3 separate regions of the Homo sapiens genome follow, and regions 1 and 2 are each linked to region 3. A link is a contact called in ENCODE Hi-C or POLR2A ChIA-PET data. All regions are on one chromosome and are shown on one strand. The core of a region is the stretch at or near the end of the contact, and the rest is flanking DNA. Distances in the headings are between cores, read along the strand shown.

What was found. Hi-C counts contacts between places; a loop is a spot of excess contacts on that map. ChIA-PET counts read pairs that join two places held with the same protein, here RNA polymerase II (POLR2A). Pooled maps may share reads with other maps.
Region 1: a loop to region 3 is called in a pooled map, with 2.0 times the contacts of the local background. The contact joins two enhancer-like sites. A Hi-C loop is called at or near these places in 1 of 168 maps with a recorded cell type or tissue (endothelial cell of umbilical vein) and 3 of 50 pooled maps. POLR2A ChIA-PET finds 5 or more read pairs at or near these places in 15 of 52 experiments (A549, AG04449, AG04450 and 12 more).
Region 2: a pooled map shows a loop between it and region 3 (4-fold over the local background). The contact joins two enhancer-like sites. A Hi-C loop is called at or near these places in 1 of 168 maps with a recorded cell type or tissue (mammary epithelial cell) and 9 of 50 pooled maps. POLR2A ChIA-PET finds 5 or more read pairs at or near these places in 13 of 52 experiments (AG04450, BJ, CD4-positive, alpha-beta T cell and 8 more).

The regions. Positions count from the first base shown.
Region 1 is chr19:16,301,041-16,303,778 of GRCh38, reverse strand. All of the region lies in intron 1 of KLF2-DT (KLF2 divergent transcript), which reads left to right. Among named protein-coding and RNA genes, the nearest start is that of KLF2-DT, 22 kb to the left of the region's middle. RefSeq lists a silencer at 1,274-1,343 and an enhancer at 1,544-1,603. Within about 2 kb of position 1,383, at least 6 of the 41 ENCODE cell types and tissues checked have a DNase peak (open chromatin) inside an H3K27ac peak, as active enhancers do.
Region 2 is chr19:16,282,674-16,285,562 of GRCh38, reverse strand. KLF2-DT (KLF2 divergent transcript) reads left to right here. Exons shown (of 2, transcript NR_186323.1): 2 at 1,842-2,204. Among named protein-coding and RNA genes, the nearest start is that of KLF2-DT, 41 kb to the left of the region's middle. Within about 2 kb of position 1,607, at least 33 of the 41 ENCODE cell types and tissues checked have a DNase peak (open chromatin) inside an H3K27ac peak, as active enhancers do; they include CD4-positive, alpha-beta T cell and CD8-positive, alpha-beta T cell, where a contact is called at or near this core.
Region 3 is chr19:16,340,650-16,343,574 of GRCh38, reverse strand. No RefSeq gene overlaps it. Among named protein-coding and RNA genes, the nearest start is that of KLF2, 17 kb to the right of the region's middle. RefSeq lists an enhancer at 765-994. Within about 2 kb of position 1,433, at least 21 of the 41 ENCODE cell types and tissues checked have a DNase peak (open chromatin) inside an H3K27ac peak, as active enhancers do; they include CD4-positive, alpha-beta T cell and CD8-positive, alpha-beta T cell, where a contact is called at or near this core.

The sequences.
Region 1 (2,738 bases), core at 134-2,633, 40 kb after region 3:
AACTGACCTATTTTAAAATTATTTAGGCCAGGCGCGGTGGCTCACACCTGTAATACCAGCACTTTGGGAGCTCTAGGCAGGCAGATCACCTGAGGTCAGGAGTTCGAGACCAGCCTGGCCAACATGGCGAAACCCCGTCTCTACTAAAAATACAAAAATTAGCTGGGCGTGGTGGTGCGCGCCTGTAATCCCAGCTACTCAGGAGGCTGAGGCAGGAGAATCACTTGAACCAGGGAGGCGGAGGTTGCAGTGAGCCAAGACTGTGCCACTGCACTCCAGCCTGGGGGACAGAGCCAGACTGTCTCAAAAAAAAAAAAAAAAAAGGTGGTAGGGGGTAAGCCGGCATGAGATGAGAAATGGACTCTTCAGGGGCTGGTAAGCAGGATTTCCCAACTTCAGCACTTGAGGCCGGATTATCTGTGTGGCAGAGGCCATCCCGTGCATTGTAGCATCCCTGGCCTGCACCCACCAGATACTATTAGGTTGGTGCAAAAGTCATTGCCGTTCTTGCCATTATTATTATTATTATTTTTTGAGATGGAATCTTATGCCGTCGCCCAGGCTGGAGTGCAGTGCTGCAGTCTCGGCTCACTGCAACCTCCGCCTCCTGGGTTCAAGCGATTCTCCTGCCTCAGCCTCCCCAGTGGCTGGGATGACAGGTGCGCGGCATCATGCTTGGCTGATTTTCGTACTTTTTTTTTTTTTTTTTGAGATGGTGTCTCGCTCTGTTGCCCAGGCTGGAGTGCAGTGGCGTGATCTCCGCTCACTGCAAGCTCCGCCCCCTGGGTTCATGCCATTCTCCTGCCTCAGCCTCCGGAGTAGCTGGGACTATAGGCGCCCGCCACCACACCTGGCTAATTTTTTTTGTATTTTTAGTAGAGACGGGGTTTCACAGTGTTCGCCAGGATGGTCTCGATCTCCTGACCTCGTGATCGACCTGCCTCAGCTTCCCAAAGTGCTGGGATTACAGGCGTGAGCCACCGCGCCCGGCCATGATTTTTGTATTTTTAGTAGGGACAGGGTTTCACCATACTGGCCAGGCTGGTCTAGAACTCCTGACCTCAGGTGATCCACCCGCCTCGGCCTCCCAAAGTGCTGGGTTACAGGCGTGAGCTACCGCGCCTGGCCCTTGCCATTACTTTTTTTTTAATGGCAAAACCCACAATTAATAGCATTCCCCCGACGCGCCTCCCCGAGTCGTGAGGACCAAAAATGTCTCTAGACGTTGCCAAGCTTTCTCAGGTGTGAACCTGTGTCTAACCATAAGAGGCCAGGCTGCACTTCAGAGCTGTGATTTGCATTTCTAGGAAACCCTGGGGGCTGTACTGGGTGTTCGACACCCTCCCCGACCCCAGCCCTGGGATGGAAACCTCTCTCCGTGTCACTGGTTCTGCATGGGGTATGTTGGACATTTGCAATTTGATAAGTAAAGTCCCAGCTCCCCTGACCCAGAGAAGTCTGTCCCTGAGTGATCTGCGCTGCATACCCAAAATAATGACTGATGACCCACAGAAGGCCTGGCACATGCGGTGTTCAGAACAAGAGAAAAGACAGGAACAGTGGGCAAATGCAGCCTGACTCATGCCGGCCGGCCGTGCAAGGAGTGCCAAGGCCTGACTCACAGCCCACGATGTCACACTTGCACCTGTGTCCCAGCAAGGGCGCCCCGTAAGAAAATATTGGCTAAACCCCTAGCAATCAAGCGGGGACGGCCCCGTGCCTGCACAAGCCTGTGGCGAGAAGGGGCATGGGGCCCACGACAGCCTTGTACACTTGGTGAACCCTGGGCTGTTTGCAGGAGGAAGGCTGACTCAGCCGAGGAGTGTGGAGACCCCCGGAGACCCCTGGGGAAGGGGAGTTTCAGAGGCTTCCCATTGTTGTTGTTTTTTTTTTTTTTTTTTTTTTTGAGGCAGAGTCTTCTTGGTCTGTCGCCCAGGCTGGAGTATAGTGGCACCATCTCGGCTTACTGCAACCTCTGCCTCCCGGGTTCAAGGGATTCTCTTGTCTCAGCCTCCTGAGTAGCTGGGATTACAGCATAGGCCACCATGCCTGGCTAATTTTTATATTTTTAGTAGAGATGGAGTTTCACCATGTTGGCCAGGTTGGTCTCGAACTCCTGACTTCAGGTGATCCACCCGCCTCGGCCTCCCAAAGTGCTGGGCTTAGAGGTGTTGTGAGCCACTGAGCCTGGCTTTATTTTTTTATTTTTTGAGATGGAGTTTCATTCTTGTTGCCCAGGCTGGAGTGCAGTGGTGCGATCTCGGCTCACTGCAACCTCCGCCTCCTGGGTTCAAGCGATTCTCCTGCCTCAGCCTCCCGAGTAGCTGGGAGTGCCTGCCACCACATCCAGCTAATTTTTTTGTATTTTTAGTGGAGACAGGGTTTCACTATGTTGGCCAGGCTGATTTCTAACTCCTGACCTCAGGCGATCCGCTCGCCTCAGCCTCGCAAAGTGCTGGGATTACAGGCGTGAGCGGCCGTGCTCAGCCGTTTTTTTTGTTGTTGTTGTTGTTTTTTTTTTTTAAGACGGAGTCTCCTCTCTCTCTGTTGCCCAGGCTGAAGGGCAATGGCGTGATCTGGTTCAATGCAACGTCGGCCTCCTAGGCTCAAGCGATCCTCCCACCTCAGCCTCCCGAGTAGTTGGGAATACATTTGTGCACCACCACACCTGGCCAATTTTATTGGTATTTTTTGTAGAGATGGGGTTTTGGGATTACAGGCTAAAGCCCAGGAGTTTG
Region 2 (2,889 bases), core at 358-2,857, 58 kb after region 3:
TTTTATATTTTTTGTAGAGATGGGATCTTGCTATGTTGCCTAGGCTAGTCTTGAACTCCTGGCCTCATGTGATCCTCCTGCCTTGGGCTCTCAAAGTGCTGGGATTACAGGCACCCACCACAATGCCTGGCCTGTAGGAAGTTCTTTTTACAACAATGTTGATTTATCCCATAGACACAGGGATATTCGGGTGATCTATTTCTCCTCCTCCTCCTTCTCCTCCTTCTTCCTCCTCCTCCTCCTCCTTCTTCCTCCTCCTCTTCTTCTTTCTACTTTCTTCTTCCTCTTATTCCTCCTCTTCCTCCCCTTCCCCTTCTCTTTCTTCTTCCTCTTATTCCTCCTCTTCTTCCCCTTCCCCTTCTCTTTCTTCTTCTTTCTTTTCTGTTTTTTTGAGACAGAGTCTCACTCTGTTGTCCAGGCTGGAGTACAATGGCACGATCTCAGCTCACTGCAACCTCCACCTCCGGGGTTCAAGCAATTCTCCTGCCGCAGCCTCCTGAGTAGCTGGGATTACAGTGGCCGCCACCATGGCCAGCTAATTTTTGTTGTTTAGTAAAGACGGGGTTTCACCATGTTGGCCAGCCTGGTCTCAAACTCCTGACCTCAGGTGATCCGCCTGCCTCGGCCTCCCAAAGTGCTGGGATTACAGCACGAGCCATCGCGCCCGGCCGATCTATTTGTTCTTAAGTAAGCTTTGGTAATTTGTGTCTTTCAAGGAATGTGTCCATTTCATCCCTGTCACTGAATATTTTGGCATCGAGATGTTTATAACATGTCCTTGTGATCCTTTTTGTATGTGTTGAATCTGTTGTGGGGTCACCTAGGCTTGGAAGCCTCAAACCCTGGCATTGACCCCAGACACAGGCTTTTGCTCTTCTTGCTGTCTGGGCAGCTGTTCCGATGGCAATGACAACTCTAAAAATCTGCTTGTGGCCAGGCGCAGTGGCTCATGTCTGTAATCCCAGGACTTTGGGAGGCCGAGATGGGGGGATCTCTTGAGCCCAGGAGTTCGAGACCAGCCAGGGCAATATAGTGATACCTTGTCTTAACTGAAATTCAAAAGAAAACTAGCCAGGCGTGGTGGCGTGCATCTGTGGTCCCAGATACTTGGGAGGCTGAGGAGGGAGGATCACTTGAGCCTGGGAGGTTGAGGCTGCAGAGAGCCGTGATCTTGCCACTGCACTCCAGCCTGGGTGACAGAGTGAGACCCTGTCTCAAAACAAAACAAAACAAAACAAAACAAAATCTGCTTATGAAAGGGCAGACATCCATTTCCCAGGTCACACCCTCCTAACTCCCAAAGCTTAACTTCTGTGTTTAGTGCTTACAACAGCATAGGAGCTATTGTTAGTTCCATTCTACAGATGGAGAAACTGAGTCCCAGCGTTAGGTGGCAGAGCCGGGATTTGAACCCTGGCTGCCAGCGCCCCCCAGCCTGGGTGCGCTACATCGTCACTGCCAGGCACAGCCAAAATCACGGCCCAACCTATCTGGGTGGCGGCGGGGGGCAGGGATTCCTCTACCCTGACAGCAGCTTGAGGTTACGTTCTTTGCTGGAGAAAAGCGTTTTGAAACAGAAACGCCCACGGTGTCCCTGACGCTGAGTTGTGGAAGTGAGGCCGACTTGGGGCTCTGAACTTGGCTGGTGTCTTCCCCAGCCAGGGGCCCAGAGGCGGGGGTTTGGCCTTCCCGAGGCCCCAAACCACCTGCTCGGCCCTGCGTCCAGCCGGCCGGCGCCCGAGTGAGCGAACAAGGGGACCCTCCGCTGTCTTTATATACCGGAGTTATTTTTAACCATCGCCTCCCAGAACATTACGGAGCTTCCTCTCTCCAACACGCAGGAAACCCTACTTGGCTGTGCTTCCTGCTAACACGAGGCCCTGCGATTGCTGAGAACAACAGCCCCGAGACTGCGCGGCTCCGGGGGGAAAAAAACCTGGCCCCCTTTCAAGCCTTGACAGAAAACCTTTCAGAGCCCTGAACTCCCACCAGCCCGAGGACGGCTCCGATAGCTCTGACAAATGAGCCGGGACTGTGCCCAGGGCTCCCAGGCTGGGAGGGGACCCCGGCTCCCTTGTTCCTTCCTAAGGTCGGAAAAAAAAGCGCGTGTCCCTTCCTCCACCACAGAGGAACAGAGAAGTGTTTGCATTGGTGGATTTTTAAATACTTGTTTATTTTTATTAAAGTGCAATTCACATGAAATTAACCATTTTTAAAGTAGTGGCATTTTATACATGCAGTGTTGTGCAACCGCCACCTCTACTTAGTTCCAGAATATTTTCATCACCTTAAAGGGATACCCTGTCCCCATTACCAGTCACTTCCCATTTCTCCACCCCCAGTCCCTGGCAAACACCAATCTGTTTTCTGGCCCTATGGATTTGCCTCTGTGGGCATCTCACATAGATAGGATTGTACAATATGTGGCCTTTTATGTCTGGTTTCTTTTACTCTAGGTAATATTTTCTTTTTTTTTTTAATTTCTTTTTTCTTTTCTTTCTTTTTTTTTTTTTTTGAGACAGAGTTTCACTCTTCTTGCCTAGGCTGCAGTGCAATGGCACGATCTCGGCTCACTGCAGCCTTGACCTCTGGGGTTCAAGCGATCCTCCTGCCTCAGCCCTGCACCATGTGCCACCATGCCCAACTAATTTTCCTATTTTTAGTACAGACAGGGTTTCACCATGTTGGCCAGGCTGATCTGGAACTCCTGACCTCAGGTGATCCACCTGCCTCGGCCTCCCAAAGTGCTGGGATTACAGGCATAAGCCACCGCACCCGGCCCAACTTCCAGTTTCTTCTTTCTGCCCACTCCCTCTCCACGTGGCTCATCAAAGTGTGGAGTTTGTTTCATGGTGGTTACAGCACAACCCCTCCCCATCCACCTGTGCA
Region 3 (2,925 bases), core at 184-2,683:
GGTTGTCACTATGTTGCCCGGGCTGGATTCAAACTCCTAGGCTCAAGCAATCCTCCCGCCTCGGCCTCTGGAGTAACTGGGCCTACAGGTGCATGCCACTGCATCCAGCTCCACTTTAACCACTTTTTTTTTAAAAAAACCACTTTCAAGTGCGTGGTTCAGCAGTGTTAAATATATTCACACCATTCTGCAACAGATCTCTAGAACTTTCTCATTTTGTGAAATTGACACTCTGTACCCATTGAGCAATTCCCCATAACCCCACTTCCGCCTCCTAGCCAGTGGTACTGGTTTTTGTTATTATTCATTCAGATGGGTATTATTCTTATTATTTTAGATGGAGTCTCACTGTGTCACCTGGGCTGTAGTGCAGTGGCACGATCTCAGCTCATGTAACCTCCGCCTCCCGGGTTCAAGCAATTCTCCTGCCTCAGCCTCCCGAGCAGCTGGGATTACAGGTGCCCGCCACTAAGCCCAGCTAATTTTTTTGTATTTTTAGTAGAGATGGGCTTTCACTATGTTGGCCAGGCTGGTCTCGAACTCCTGACCTTGTGATTTGCCCGCTTCGGCCTCCCAAAGTGCTGGGATTCCAGGCTTCAGCCACCGCACCCGGCCCAGATGAGTATTATTAAAGCTATGGTTACTGTCCAGGGATTGCTTTGAGCTTTTAGAGCAGGGCCTGTATATTCTAGCTCCACTACCCAAGAACCGACTGAGGGGCAGTTCTGTCTGTATTAACTAAGCTACTACATTATTCCTCATTATAGGAATGGAATCTCATTGTAAAGGAAACCGGTGTGGTGGAGGGGAAGTCCCAGCCCTGCGTCTCCATTCCGTGCCATTGTACGAAGGTCATGGGAGAGAAGGGGGCTCGAGTGTCCTGGGTGCCTTCTATGGACCAAGCACTTTCTCGACCACCATTCAGATGGTCACATCCAAGACCAAGATGTTCACTTGAATTCAGAGGCTTGGCCAGGGGACTTTCCATTTGACAGGGACAGATGCCATTGCCTCTCTGTGGCACTGCCTGGCTGCATCACGAGCTTGTCTCTGCTTCAACAGTGGTTATTTTTATAGCTGACAATGAGACTTACTGGAAATGGTTTGGCACTCATGCGTAGAAAGCGCCTGTATTTAAATTTGAGGAGTCGGAGTGCCTGGGCCCTGGAAGATGGGTGGTTCTTCAGGCCCTTGGCCAAGACCTTTAAGCCATAGAGCAGATCCCTTCCAGCCCAGGAAAAATTCCAGGGATTCTCAGCCTTTCTGAGGACTGGTTCTCTCAGAGCATCTGTTTGAAGCCTTGGAACTGTCATCCTTTCTCTTGTCTGAGGGCCCTCCAGCCCTCACGGCTCACCCCAGTCCATTCATGTTACGCAGCAGAGCTCTTGTCAGCTTGTAAAACTGAAACTCTGCCCCCACTAAATACTCATTCCCCATTTCCTCCTCCCCCAGCCCCTCGCACCCACCATTCTACTTCCTGTCTCTATGAATCTGATGCATGGACTCATACAGTATTTCTCTTTTTGTGTCTGGCGTATTTCACTTAGGATAGTTCCTGTTGGAGCATGTATGTGTCAGAATCTTTCTCTTTTTCTTTTCTTTTCTTTTCTTTTTTTTTTGAATTGTAGTCTTGCACTGCTGCCCAGGCTGGAGTGTAATGGCGTGATCTCGGCTCACTGCAACCTCCGCCTCCTGGGTTCAAACAATTCTCCTGCCTCAGCCTCCCGAGTAGCTGGGATTACAGGCACGCACCGCCACGCCCAGCTAATTTTTGTATTTTTAGTATAGACTGGGTTTCACCATGTTGGCCAGGCTAGTTTCGAACTCCTGACCTCATGATCCGCCCGCCTCGGCCTCCCAAAGTGTTGGGATTACAAGCGTGAGCCACCGCGCCCGGCCCTATAATCTCTTTCTTTTTAAAAACTGAATACTATTCCATTGTCTGGATAGATGGATAGACCACATTTTGTTTATCCATTCATTCATCAGTGGATACTCGGTCCAAACTTTATGTTATATTGACAAAATAACTGTATTAAAAATAGTAATGTGGCTGCGCATGGTGGCTCATGCCTGTAATCCCAGCATTTTAAGAGGCCAAGGTGGGTGGATCACTTGAGGTCAGGCATTTGAGACCCTTCTGGCCAACACAGTGAAACCCGTCTCTACTAAAAATACAAAAATTAGCTGGGAGTGGTGGCGGGCGCCGGTAATTCCAGCTGCTGGGGAGGCCGAGGCAGGAGAATCACCTGAACCTGGGAGGCGGAGGTTGCAGTTAGCCGAGATTGCACCACTGCACTCCAGCGTGGGCGACAGAGCAAGACTCCGTCTGAAAAAAAAAGTAACGTTTTACAACAGAAGCAACTTATTCTCAATTGCTTTTTTTACACCTTAAAATTGAGCTGAAATTCACATAACATAAAACTAACCATGAAGTGTACACGGTAGTGGCATTTCGTGCATTCACAATGTTGTGCAACCATCACCTCTGTCTAATTCCAGAACATTTGCATCCCCCAAGAGGAGACCCTGTCCCCATCAGCAGCCACTCCCCATTCCCCTCCCCCAGCCCCTGGCAGCCACTCATCTGCTTCCTGTCTCTCTGGATTTGCCTGTTCTGGGCATTTTGTATCAGTGGAATCTCACACTATGTGGGCTTTCGCGTCTGGCTTCTCTCACTCAGAATGTTTTGGGGGCTCATCCACATTGTAGCATGGATCAGTGCTTCATTCCTTTTCATGGCTGAATAATATTCCATTGTATGTATGGATCACAGTTTTCTTATTCATTCTCTAATGGACACTTGGGTTGTTTCTACTTTTTGGCTGTTATGAATAGTGCTTTGATGAACATCCCAATTGTTTTTTGAGACAGTCTCACTCTGTCGCCCAGCAGGTTGGAGTGCAGTGGAGCAATATTAGCTCA